2 separate regions of the Homo sapiens genome follow, and region 1 is linked to region 2. Evidence: chromatin contacts called from ENCODE Hi-C or POLR2A ChIA-PET data. All regions are on one chromosome and are shown on one strand. The core of a region is the stretch at or near the end of the contact, and the rest is flanking DNA. Distances in the headings are between cores, read along the strand shown.

What was found. Hi-C counts contacts between places; a loop is a spot of excess contacts on that map. ChIA-PET counts read pairs that join two places held with the same protein, here RNA polymerase II (POLR2A). Pooled maps may share reads with other maps.
Region 1: a loop to region 2 is called in a pooled map, with 8 times the contacts of the local background. The contact joins the promoter of LBH here to the promoter of ATAD2B in region 2. A Hi-C loop is called at or near these places in 3 of 50 pooled maps. POLR2A ChIA-PET finds 5 or more read pairs at or near these places in 2 of 52 experiments (A673 and OCI-LY7).

The regions. Positions count from the first base shown.
Region 1 is chr2:30,226,740-30,233,304 of GRCh38, forward strand. It overlaps LBH (LBH regulator of Wnt signaling pathway), which reads left to right and starts at 4,795. Exons shown (of 3, transcript NM_030915.4): 1 at 4,795-5,025. The coding sequence starts at 5,000. RefSeq lists enhancers at 3,461-3,976, 3,977-4,491 and silencers at 4,295-4,844, 5,045-5,134, 5,525-5,724, 5,735-5,794.
Region 2 is chr2:23,924,558-23,930,515 of GRCh38, forward strand. It overlaps ATAD2B (ATPase family AAA domain containing 2B), which reads right to left and starts at 2,566. Exons shown (of 28, transcript NM_017552.4): 1 at 1,998-2,566. The coding sequence starts at 2,213. It also overlaps a transcript of UBXN2A not described here. RefSeq lists enhancers at 1,233-1,482, 1,581-2,499, 1,693-1,742, 2,500-3,416, 3,003-3,092 and silencers at 2,223-2,302, 2,503-2,832.

The DNA of each region.
Region 1 (6,565 bases), core at 3,545-6,044, 6.3 Mb after region 2:
AGAAACTTCCCTTCTCCTACTCACTGTCTTTTTTTAACCCCAAGCCTTTGACTATCTTTAAGAAGCTCCCAGATTCCCAGGGTGAGAAAATTGTTTATCCTGCCAGCCCTGCCCTCCTGGATGGATCCCAGTGGTCTTTGCTATTGGAACCAGAGGTTTTGTATTCAGTTCATAGTGTAGCTGTGAAAACAAACAAAACCACAGAGGCATGGTAAGTGTGGTATGGTGGGGAAAACATCAGCTCTGGAAACAGCAAGCCTCAGAGTCACATTTTGGGTTTTTTTTTTTTTTTTTTAGATGGAATCTCACTCTGTCCCCCAGGCTGGAATGTAGTGGCGCGATCTCGGCTCACTGCAACCTCCGTCTCCTGGGTTCAAGCGATTCTTCTGCCTCTCAGCCTCCCAAGTAGTTGGGGTTACAGACACCCACTACAACGCCTGGCTAATTTCTGTATTTTTAGTAGAGGTGGCGTTTTACCATGTTGGCCAGGCTGGTCTCGAACTCCTGACCTCAAGTGATCTGCCCACCTAGGCCTCCCAAACTGCTGGGATTATAGGCATGAGCCACCGCACCCTGCCCAGAGTCACATTTTGGTTCAGCCATTTGAGAGCCACGTGGCCACGGCCAAGGTAGTTAACTTATCAGAGCTTCTGTTTCTTTGTCTATGAAGTGGGGGCAATCTGCCTCTGTCTAAGATTGTTGTCAGGCATAAGTGTAGTAAGAAATACCAGGGTATCTCAGCAAGTGTGGCCCCTTCCCTTCTTCTATTTTCCTCCCCAGGGTCAAATAGCTACTTTGTAAGGTCCCTTATTAGTAACCAAAATACCAGCTTCACCATCATTAGGCAAAATAAATGCAATACTGTCTTTTTGCAAGCCAGAGGGAGATAAGAAGTGGGAATGTGTTGCTTAATGATCTTTTTCTTTGAGACAGGGTCTTGCTCTGTTGCCCAGGCTGGAGTGCAGTGACGTGATCATGGCTCACTACAACCTCTGCCTCCGGGGGCTCAAGCGATCCTCCCACCTCAGCCTCCTGAGAAGCTGGGACTACAAGTGTGCGCTGCCATGCCCGGCTAATTTTTTAGTTTTTGTAGAGTCAGGGTTGCACCGTGTTGCCCAGGCTGGTCTCAAACTCCTGAGCTCAAGCAATCCTTCTGCCTCAGCCCCCTGAAGTGCTGAGATTATAGGTATGACCCACTGCACCCGGCTGCTAAATGAATTTATATGGAGACTTTTTTTTTAACTAGATGAATGAACTCGCTACCTGTCCTGCATACACAGCATCCTTGCAGCTGAGATAACTCTAATAATATCTTAAGCTCATTACCTTTATTTTTTTTTTAATTTGTATTTTAGGTAGGTAAGAGAAGGTGCTGGCAAAATGGATGTATGTAATGTCAGAAAGCAAGGCAATTCTGATTACACCTGGATTCTATTGAAGCAGAATTGCAATTCAACTCTTTAGTCTCCAAAGACAAAGACGGGAGAAGGGAGGGAGTGCAGAGGCTCTGACTGGGTAATTAGTTCACTGATCTGCATCTAGTAGATGTTCAATAAATGTTGGTGATGGACTGTGGTGGTTTACAGAGTCCAGACGTTGTGTTTGACCTTTGCTGCTGACTTCTTGGCAAATGCAGTGCAAGACGCAGTGTTAAAGTGGAAAGAACATCTGACCAGCAGTCTGAAGACCTGCGTTAGGTTCCATCTATACCACTTAATAGCCTGGTGACCTTGGACATGCCATTTAATCTCTTAGGTGTCTTCTCACCTGTAAAACGAGGAGACTGGGACAAGGTGATTTGGAAGGTCTCGTTCAGCTCTAAGGTTCTGGGGCTCTAAGTAACTTCATTCGCTTGTGTTTCTGTTTCTTCATTTATTCAAAGGCAGTAGGGACAGAAACCTATCTCATAGGATATTGGGAAGAAATGGTCAGTGTGCATGTTGAAATACTCTGTATCTTTAGAGATATGAAGGAAAGGCAGTCAGCCAGAGCTATGTTAACAGAAGGGGAAGCTGAGTATGCCTACAACCTCTGAGTTCCAGGCCCAGCTCAACCACTTTCCGGCTGTGTGATCTTTGGCAAGCCTCCTAATTTATTTCGGCCTCAGTTTACATATCTGTGAACTGAGGACCATAAGTTGTGCTATGTTAACCTTATCACATTCTTTTGAAAGCCAAGACAATGAAATGCTTCAAAAAAAAAAAAAAAACCTGCAAGGCATCATATAGACTAGTATAACTGAGAAATGGCATGCTAGTTATGGTTGCATCAAAGCTTAGCCCCACGCCTCCCATATTTTATTTTATTTATTTTATTTTATTTTATTTTATTTTTTTGAGACGGAGTCACACTTTTGTTGCCCAGGCTGGAGTGCACAATTTCGGCCTACTGCAACCTCTGCCTCCCAGGTTCAAGCGATTCTCCTGCCTCAGACTCCCAAGTAGCTGGGATTATAGGCACCCACTACCACGCCCAGCTAATTTTTGTATTTTTAGTAGAGACGGGGTTTCACCGTGTTGGTCAGATTGGTCTTGAGCTCCTGACCTCAGGTGATCCACCTGCCTCAGCCTCCCAAAGTGCTGGGATTACCAGGCGTGAGCCACCGCACCCAGCCACCTCCCATATTTTCAAATGAATGGATGTGTCACTGTGATTCCAGAGGAGAAACAGAAAATGCAGACTGGGGATCACAACCCCAGGCTTATTTCTATTTTAACTTACTGACAGAGATGAACTTTAGCTAAAATGGGCATTAATAAGTTTCCCAAAGAGTAGGCCTCAGGTAATTCCCTCAATGCACTCCAATGTAGAGGATTTTTCCAGAGGCCAGATAACAGCTGGTGGAGGCCTTACTCCCCACCCTCTTCTCCAAAATGAGGCCATTTTGACATTTAGATATTTGGGAAAATGGGGAGGGAGGGAAATAGCTTTCTGAGTTTTGAAAGCTTCACATGGCAATAATCACAAACACATAAAGTGTGTCTGTTATGTGTAAAAGTGGCGCAACAGTCTTTGATCCCAGCCTCACCAGAGATTGCTACTGGGAAGAAGTGGCAGAAGGCTTCATCCTGCCCACCCGGGGTCTAGCCCAGACATTTTCCTCTGAGTGCCTGGAAGTCTCAGCCTGGAAACTAGCTCTCCAAGCATTGGCGTCTCCTGTGGCTGCCTAGATGACAATGTGCCACACCTGGCTAGTGACACTGAGAAGCTTCCCCACCCTCTGTGCAGGACATCAACAATAACCCCATCCCTGCAGCATCTCCCGTTTAGCCCCTCCATCAGGCAACACCCCCAGAGGAAGAGAATGCGTTTAGCTTGGGAGGTGGGGGAATTTCTCTGGTTGGAGGGGGCAGCCAGGGGCTTGTCATGAAGCTGTGTTTTCATAGGAAGCACACTATTTTAACTCAGGTTGTACATATAAGCATATAAGTGATTGAAAATAGCCCAGTTATTTTTAAATAAATTATTCTCATCAATTCTTATAATTTTTGTTTGGGCTGGTTTTGCGGGGACTGATGAAAATTATGAGGGTCTTCTCTCACGGCTTCCTTCAGGGTCCTACCCCTGTCGAACCTTCGCCATTAATTCTGTCATCCTTTTGCCTGAGATAAGCTATGCGTTTCCACTTTCAAGTACATATATACGGATTCAATACACTCACTGCCTTTCTTTTAAAAAGCTGATTCACTTCAAAGCCAATTTAATTTTGCTTAGTTTTTGATCTCCCCGCGCCCCCTTTCCTCAGCCCCTATACACAGGTAGGTGAGGGTTCTAAAGCCATTTTACAGGCGTGATTGAAGCGGAGGCCACAGAGCGGCAGCGCTGGGTCCCGAGTGAGACTCCCATCATGTGGCTCTGGGGGGCTGCGCAGCTTTGACTGCCTGGACAGACGCCCAGAGCTGCAATTCCTGGGCAGTGTGGGAGGCGTTCGGCTAAAGCTCTTTGTTTCTGCTGTCATGAGCGACTCCTCGGAGAAGACGTGGGAGTCAAGGATGGGGGGCGGCGTGCACACCGCCCGCCCACACCTTCTGCCCCCGCTGCAGACCGGGCGTATGTGTGTCTCCAATGGAAAAATCCTACCCAGGACGACACCACATCCTTGCTCCCACAAATAAAACCTTCCACGGAACTCAGGGCTGCAGACCAGCCCTTCGCAAGCCAACGCGCCCCGTGGGCACTCGGTCCCCCGGCTCCGCGTCTCTGCCACCTTCCCACCGCTTCTTCTTTAACCATGCTCTTGTTTCCCCTCGCTGATCGCAAGGCTGCGGGCGAGGATTCCAGAGAGAGGCCTAGTATGGGGAACAAACGCTTCAGAGGGGTCCGAGGTGGGCTGGGGACAGCCAGTGGATGGGAAGGAGGGCGCTGGCGCCGGGCGGCTGGGGTGGAGGAGTGGCGGGTGCCCTACCCCGGCGCAGAGCAGCCGCCGAGCTGTCATGTCCCGAGCGGCCCCCGCGCCCTCCTTGCGCCCACCTCCGCCGCGCTGGAGTTCGGGGTGTGCGTGGAGGGGGCTGTGAGCGGGAAGCGGCGCGGACGCGGAGTCCGGGCCGGTGCGAGTGAGCGCGTGTGCGCGTGGGAGAGCGGCGGGAGGGGGCCGGGCTCGCAGCCGCAGCGAACCACGGCCCCGGGAGCAGAGCCGAGCGCGCCCCCGAGCCGCCGCCCGCCGGAGCTGCGAGCGCTGAAGCCATTCATGATTTTGGTGACGTTATTCCAGGAGTGGGCGAGGGAGGGCGGGGCCTCTCGGGGCCAAGCCCCGCCCCCGCCCCTATAAATACGGCTTCCCGGGCTCTTTGTGGGGCTGAGTGCTCAGTGGAGAGCGGGGAGTTGTGTCCACCTTGCCGACGTCGCTAGCCGTGGGGCTGTCCTGGGAAGGCGGACGGCGAGCGCCCGGTGTCCGCACTCGGCCGCCTGCCGTGCCCGTCTGCGCCCGTGTCATCCTCACTCGGGACGCAGGGACCGTTTTTAAATCACAGGGGCGTGTGTCAGCCTGCCCTAGGACTTCATGTCTATATATTTCCCCATTCACTGGTGAGTACCCTGCGCCTGCGGCGGGCGTCTGTCTCGCGGCGGTGGCTGCGGGCCCGGGCGCCTGCTTCGTGCCGGCTCCGGGTGCGAGGGCAGCCGGCGGCGCGGGCGCTCAGCGCTAACCCGCCGCCCGAGCCCGTGCAGGAGTCAACGTCAAGGTTGCAAAGGTGGGGGTGGGGGGAGGGGGTGCTGAGAACATCCAGACAAAGGACGTGAACTCGGAGCCCTCACCTAAGTGACGGCCGGAGGGTTTGTATTGGTTGGCGGGGGAGCCAGGGGTCACGTGTGAATCCCCCCCAATGAAACCACCCTATGCGGAGAGCTGCAGGAGGCGCGCGCCCCACTTGGCGCAGGGGGGCTCCTGCTCTTCCCGGGCCCCTCCTCTTTTTCTTTTTGTTTGCATGCAAGTCTCAACGTCGAGGCCGGCAGCAGCGGGGCTGAGCTGGTGCGGCCGCAGGGTTTGCAGAGCTCCGGGGGGGTGGGGGGCGGGAAACGCTCTCCCCACACGTAACCCCACTAAAGCCACAAGCAGCAGGGCACGCGCTGCAGCCTCTCAACCCCTGCCCTCTCCACCGCCCCTAAAAACCGACGCACATTGGTGGGGGCCGGGACTGGGAGGAGCCGCCTTCGCCGTGCTGAAGGGGAAGGAGCCCGGGCCGGGCGCGGGGCGTCGGAGGTTTGCCCCGGACTGGGGATCGGAGCCGGGAGGGATGCAGAGAGAGGCAGGCCCCTGACTGCTGGGACTTCCTTGCTGGCAGTTTCTTCCTTCCTGCTCTGGGTTAGAGGAGAAGCGGCCGGGGGCGAGCGCCGGCAGCCCCGGAGCGCGCTCTCAGGTGCGGACGTGGGGAGCTCGGCCCCGAGTCTCCGGCAGGCGCTGAGCGAAGGGAAAACCGGCGCAAGCCGCGGCGGGGTCCGGCCTGGCCCAAGAAGCGGAAAGTTCATGCTTCTCGCTTCAACTTTTCGGGCCGGCGCCACAGCCCCGAGCGAGGAAGAGCCGCCCCTACGTCAGACTCTTCACCCTGCGTGCGCTCTTCTGGCTCCTTTCTTTGGAGGTCGCCAGCAGCCTTTCCAAGACCCGGGAGGAAACTGCCTTTGCAGGGCCCAGCTCCCGAACCTAAACTTGCCGCAAAGCCCCGCATCTTCTGTTAGTCTCCCTGCCCCCATCCGTCCCAGCCTGGCAGTGTTTAGAGAGGGGACTGAACTTCCCTCTCTCAACAGTTCAAGTTCCCCCACCCCGAGGCTTGTGTACCCTTCTTGTGGGTGCCCCTCCCTTGCCTCTCCCGTGGTGTGTGAGCAGCTAGGTGCCTTATTATAGGTGAAGCTTTGAAGGCTGTTGGAGGCTTTGTGCCTTTGGCTGCTCAAAATTTGCCAAGGTGGGTGTTTGGACCCATTAAGAATATTATGAGAAATTAAGGTTTAAGTTTATTTCATCGATTAGCACTTTGCAGCTTGCAATGCTTTTATGCAGACATTAGCCCTTAACCTAACTGTGAGGTATGCACTATTAGCATCAGAGTAACAGACAAACAGGACACTTGTGGCT
Region 2 (5,958 bases), core at 1,316-3,815:
TAAGAGTAGTTACGTCTCTAAAAAAACCTTTCAGAGAAAGCAATTAGATGACTACATCATCTCCTAGAGCCGAACATAAATCTTCTTAAGACTGAAAAACAAATATTTCAAAGTAAATCTTTAGTACCCTGTTATTTATGGTGCTTTAAAACATTTTAAAAGGATCTTTGAAACAAAGTTTCATTAGTACCCTTCTACAAAGAGCTCTCATATCTTTCATTCTTTTAGCAATTTAAAAGCTACCAAATGTTCATTTCCTCATTAGATTATTGATTCCTAGCCTTTTAACATCTCTATAACAGCTGCTTGACAAATTACCTCACCTTATTCCTCGGGGGGTGAGGACAGCATGATATCCATGAATTCAAAAATGGGACCACAAACTGATGAGTGAAGATGAGCTAATTGCTTCAGATGAGTTAGACACTGCTCTAACAGACTAGGCATTCACATAGCATGATACGATTAAATGCTTACACCCTAAATATTTTCTTTGTCCTTAAATGTACAGAAAAGATCTTTTCTTAAATTGAGTTTTATTTTAAAATATGTGATAGCCTCAGTAGGTCAAGAAGCTTGAACATGTTTGGAATAGTTTCCACCGAAAGCCTCGTCTTCAAAGTACTTATTCTCAACAGTTTGCACAACTTTCAGATTTAACCTTATTTCAACCTAAGAGAGCTGTAAGCCCCCAAAATAGTCTATTAAATAGGACGTTATAATGCCCAAAATTTTATCAAAGAAAAGCCAAAACGATTTTCAAAGATATAATAAAAATATTTCAGAGTAGTATGGTAAAATATTCCTGTCTCTGCCTAGATCCATTCTGTTAGTGTCAAAACAGTGTAAGACACAAAGAAAAGCACACACAAACCGCGATCTTGTAGACCCCTAGAACATAAAATATTGCTTTCCCCCAATAAGAACCACAAAATGGTGTGGAATTAAAGGAGCATTTTAAATGAACAGCTTTTTCCAGCCAAATTACTTAGCAAGTCAACCTCTTTTAGACAGAAGCAATACACTCTTCTCTGAATTCAGAAACAATCTCATAGTAAAACAAACGTGTCAATTCCTTTAAAACAATAAATATCTGTGCTTAGCTTTATAATGTAGGTAATAAAATTTCAAGATCTTTCAATCAGTTTTTTAATTCAATCACCAGCGTCTTTAAATGTCATTTTTGCAACTGCATGACTATGGTGTTCATTCACCTTTTGTAATATAGTCCCATAACAAAAATGTAGACACCCAAGAAACCACACAGTTTTGGCATGATGGTGCTGACTATCCGAAACATTCCACTTGTTTCTTTCGACGTGCTCCTTCTGTGACCTGAAAGCTCTGGTTCCTACTAGCACCTTGGTGAGCTAGCTGGCTGGTTCCCCAGCTATAATATCATGTTTGATCTCTCCTGCCTGGAGAGGCGATAGCGTTGATTTTGTTTTTAAAGTTGGTGTCAGAGCAGCTACAAACTTTTTTCAGCATCCCTGCCTGGCTGCCAACTGGAGCTCTCTGTTCACTTCCTCACCAACTTGAACCACCCCCAAACTGAGAGTAAGCTGGAGTTAGACAGCGGCAGGAACTGACACACTTTCAAGAAGGGTTTGACACCGCAGAAAACTTTCACTTCTCCAACCCTTCCACCCAGGGGCTCTGGCCCTTCGCTCTTGCTTCCCCGCTAGAATTCCCCTCTGGGGCAGGACAAGGACACGGACAGCAGATCGTTCGAATGACGCCGAAAGGGACCCCCAAAGCCCTCTCCCCTGGACTCAAGGGCTGTTCTTCACACAAAAGAGCCGGGCCAGCTTGAAAAGCAAAGGGGCCAGCGTCGCGGCCCTTCTCTGGGTGCCACCCTCCACCGCGCCCGCAGACCCTGTCTCCAGCCGCCCGAGCGGTCTCCACTGTAGGCTTCCTACCCCCAACCCGGCCAGACAAAGCCCCGGCAGCAGGGCCGGCACTTCCGAGCCTCCGGACTCGGGACGCCGCGCTCTTACCCTGGCCTCATCCAGAGTGACGCCGGCGCCACCGCTTCCCCCGGCTTTGGCGGCGGGGCAGCTGGCGGCGCGGGTCTTGGAGGAGCGGGTCCGAGAGGAGATGAAATGGCTGCTGCCTCCGGTCGCCCCAGGCTCTGCTCCGGCCCCAGGCCCAGGCCCGGGACCAGGAGACTTGGACCCGAGAAGGCGGAGAGAGCTCTTCCGGGTGTTCACCATGGTCCAGCCAGGGGGACGGAGTCCACGCCGCGCCCGGGAGAGCCGAGCAAGGCCGGCCCGCCGGCCGGTCAGTCAGGGCCAGCGGAGCCGAGCCGGGCAATGAGAGACGAGCCGGCCCGGAGCGTGCGGAGCGCAGACGAGCACAAGAGAGAGCCGGGCAGAGGAAGGGAAGTCGGCGTGAGCAGGCGGCGTGCGGGAAGCGGGGGCGGTGCTGCAGACCGGCAGCACAGACACTCCGCCGGCTTCGCCCTCCTCAGCGGGAGCCGAGCGGAGCCGCCATTTCTACCCCTTTCTCTCCCGTTCTCGCTCTCGAGCTCCGTGCGTCAAGGCTCCAGCGCCGCAGGGCCAACGAGACCGCTTCCGGCCGCAGCCACGGCGGGGCGCTGCGAAGCCGGCCAGCCCTTCCCGGCTGCTCGCTCCTCTCCCTGCCGCCTCCAGCTGCCCCGCCCCCGGCGCGGCGTCAGCGCTCGGCGGCCGGGGAGCGACGCTCTAGGCTGTCAGCTCGGTGGTTTCCAGCTCTCCCCGACCGCAGGGCTGGGGCGACCAGAAAAGCCAGACTAATCAGGACGAGTTCGGGCGTGGAATTGGGCCTGAAGCCCTCATGCCCAGCCAGGCCTGAATGCCCCAGACCCCACCGTCACCCCCGTGGCCTGGATGGAGCAGGGGACGGCCGGCGAAGGCGCGGGGTGGAAGGGGAGCGGCGACGAAGGCGCGAGGAGCTGACTGGGAATCCCCAAGCTACCCGAGGCAAGACACTGAACTTGAGTCGCACTTTTCATGCCTGTAGAAATGAGAATGACAGCTGTGATAAAAAAAAAATTCATCTGGGCGGTATCTGGAACTTGGTAAGCTTAAGAAGAGAAGGGGGGGGGGAAACACCATGCTAGAACTCTGCGTTTTTAAACAAAGCGAGGCAGGGTCGTTTTCTATCCCCTTAGCCAGATCTAAGGCGGAGCCAAAGAATGAGTACCCTGTAAGAGCCGCCTCTATCGCCGCCCCCTGCCCCCGGCCCGCTGAAGAATTAAGAATACAAAAAGCTGAACCCACAGATAAAGCATTTGCAATTTAACTTCCAAAGAAAAAAAAATTAAGCCACACAATTCATATGAAAAGCTCTGCTGTAGGCCGGGTGCGGTGGCTCAAGCCTGTAATCCCAGTACTTTGGGAGGCCGGGGTGGGTGGATCACCTGAGGTCAAGAGTTCTAGATCAGCCTTACCAACATGGTGAAACCCTGTCTCCACTAAAAATACAAAAAATCGATGGGTGTTGTGGTGGGCACCTGTAATCCCAGCTGCTCGGGAAGCTGAGGCATGAGAACCACTTGAACCCAGAAGATGGAGGTTGCAGTGAGCCGAAATCACGCCACTGCACTCCAGCCTGGATGACAGAGCCAGACCCTGTCTCAGAAAAAAAAAAAAGAAGAAAGAGAGAGAGAAAGGAAGAAAGAAAGGAAAGAAAGAAAGAAAAAGAAAGAAAGAAAAGCTCTGCTGTAAAGTAGGAATTAGGTTCATTTCAAAAATTCACAGTACAGGCCGGGCTTACGCCTGTAATCCCAGCACTTTGGGAGGCCAAGGCGGGCGGATCACTTGAGGTCAGGAGTTCGAGACCAACCTGGCCAACATGGTGAAACCCCCTCTCTACTAAAAATACAAAAAATTAGCCAGGTGTCGTGGTGCATGCCTGTAATCCCAGCTACTTGAGAGGCTGAGGCAGGAGAATCGCTTGAACCCGGGAGGCAGAGATTGCAGTAAGCCAAGATCGTGCCACTGCACTCCAGCCTGGGTGACAGAATGAGACTCCATCTCAAAAAAAAAAAAATAAAATTCACAGTACATTAGACATAGCCTACTGTTTATTGGGCAGGAGTTTATTAAACTGTTTATTAAACTAAGAAAAATTGAAAACTCAGGAAAAGTCCTGAAAATGACCAAATGGCATCAAACTTAGAGCATTCTGGCCATCTAAGCTCCCAATCATTCCAAAAAACTGTACAACACTGGAAATGACAATTTTTTTTGTTTGGGAACCAGTATGGATTCCAGAATAGATAAATCCTTCTGACACAATTTGCATACCACATCCTCTCCTGGACACTTCACCTGCCACTTAGAGTTGATGTCTTAATGGGTGGGATTCCTCATAATGGAACCATACCTGGATTTTCCTGGGTCAAGTAGCTATCACATCACTGAGCAGCATAAACAAGTATCAATTCCTGTGGAAAGAGGCTGGTTTGGGCCAGGCACTGTAGCTCACACCTGTATTCTCAGCACTTGGAGGCCGAGGCGGGAGGATGGCTTGAGACCAGGAGTTGGAAACCAGCCTGGGCAACATAGTGAGATCCTCTCCCTGCCAAAAAGAAAGAGAGAGAGACAGGGTCTCACTCTGTCACCCAGGCTGGAGTGCAGTGGCACAACCACAGTTCACTGTAGCCTTGACCTCCCAGGCTCAAGCAATCCCCCTGCCCCAGCCTCCCTGGTAGCTGAAACTACTGGGTGTGGTGCCTGTGGTCCCAGCCACTCCTGAGACTGAGGCGCCATCAGTCACTTGAGCCCAGGATGTCCAGGCTGCAGTGAGCCAAGTTCATGCCATTGTACTTTAGCCTGGGTGACAGAGTAACACCCTGTCTCAAAAAAATATTTAAAAAAAAAAAAAAAGGGTAGGGTGCAGTGGCTAATGCCTGTAATCTCAGCACTTTGGGAGGCAGAGGCGGGCGGATCACTTGAGGTCAGGAGTTCGAGACCAGCCTGACCAACATGGTGAAACCCCATTTCTACTAAAAATACAAAAAATTAGCCAGGCATGGTGGCAGACACCTATAATCCCAGCTATTTGGGAGGCTGAGGCAGGATAATCGCTTGAACCCGGGAGGCGGAGGTTGCAGTGAGCTGAGATTGCACCACTGCACTCCAGTCTGGGCAACAGTGCAAAACTCCATCTCAAAAAAAAATAAATAAATAAAAAGGCTAGTGTCCTGCAGAGGTGTGTGGTATGCAAATTATATACAAAGGATTTGTGTGCTTTCCTCCTTTTTTGTGTGTGTTTATTTGTTTTTGTAGTCCTAAATTGGGAAGGCCAAGTTACCATAACCTATACCATTTACTATCAACAAATGTTAACTTTATTTATTTATTTGAGATGGAGTCTTGCTCTGTCACTCAGGCTGGAGTACAGTGGTACTATCTGGGCTCACTGCAACCTCCGCCTCCCAGGTTCAAGCGACTCTCCTGCCTCAGCCTCCCAAGTAGCTAGGGCTACAGGCGTGTGCCACCACGCCCGGCTAATTTTTTGTAGTTTTAGTAGAGACGAGGTTTCACCGTATTAGCCAGGATGGTCTTGATCTCCTGACCTCGTGATCTGCCTGCCTCAGCCTCCCAAAGTGCTGGGATTACAGGTGTGAGCCACTGCGCCTGGAGGTAACAAATGTTAATTTTAAATCCAACTGAGCTTGAGCCCAGGAGTTCGAAACCAGCCTGGGCAACATAGTGAGTCCCTGTCTCTAGAAAATATATAAGTAAATAAATAAATCCAACTGGTATTAGGTACTCTGCTAGGCCAGGAAATACACAGATTTTTAAAAATCAAGAACGTTTAAAAATCCTCAAAGAACACACAGACATAGAGGGAATGAATAAGATAGGGAAGAAACCAGTAAACTGCAATACAATGTGAAAAGAAAGAATGAGGCAGAGACCATTAATTCCAGCAGGGATTTTAGGGAAAACCTCTGAGAGGTAGTGACCC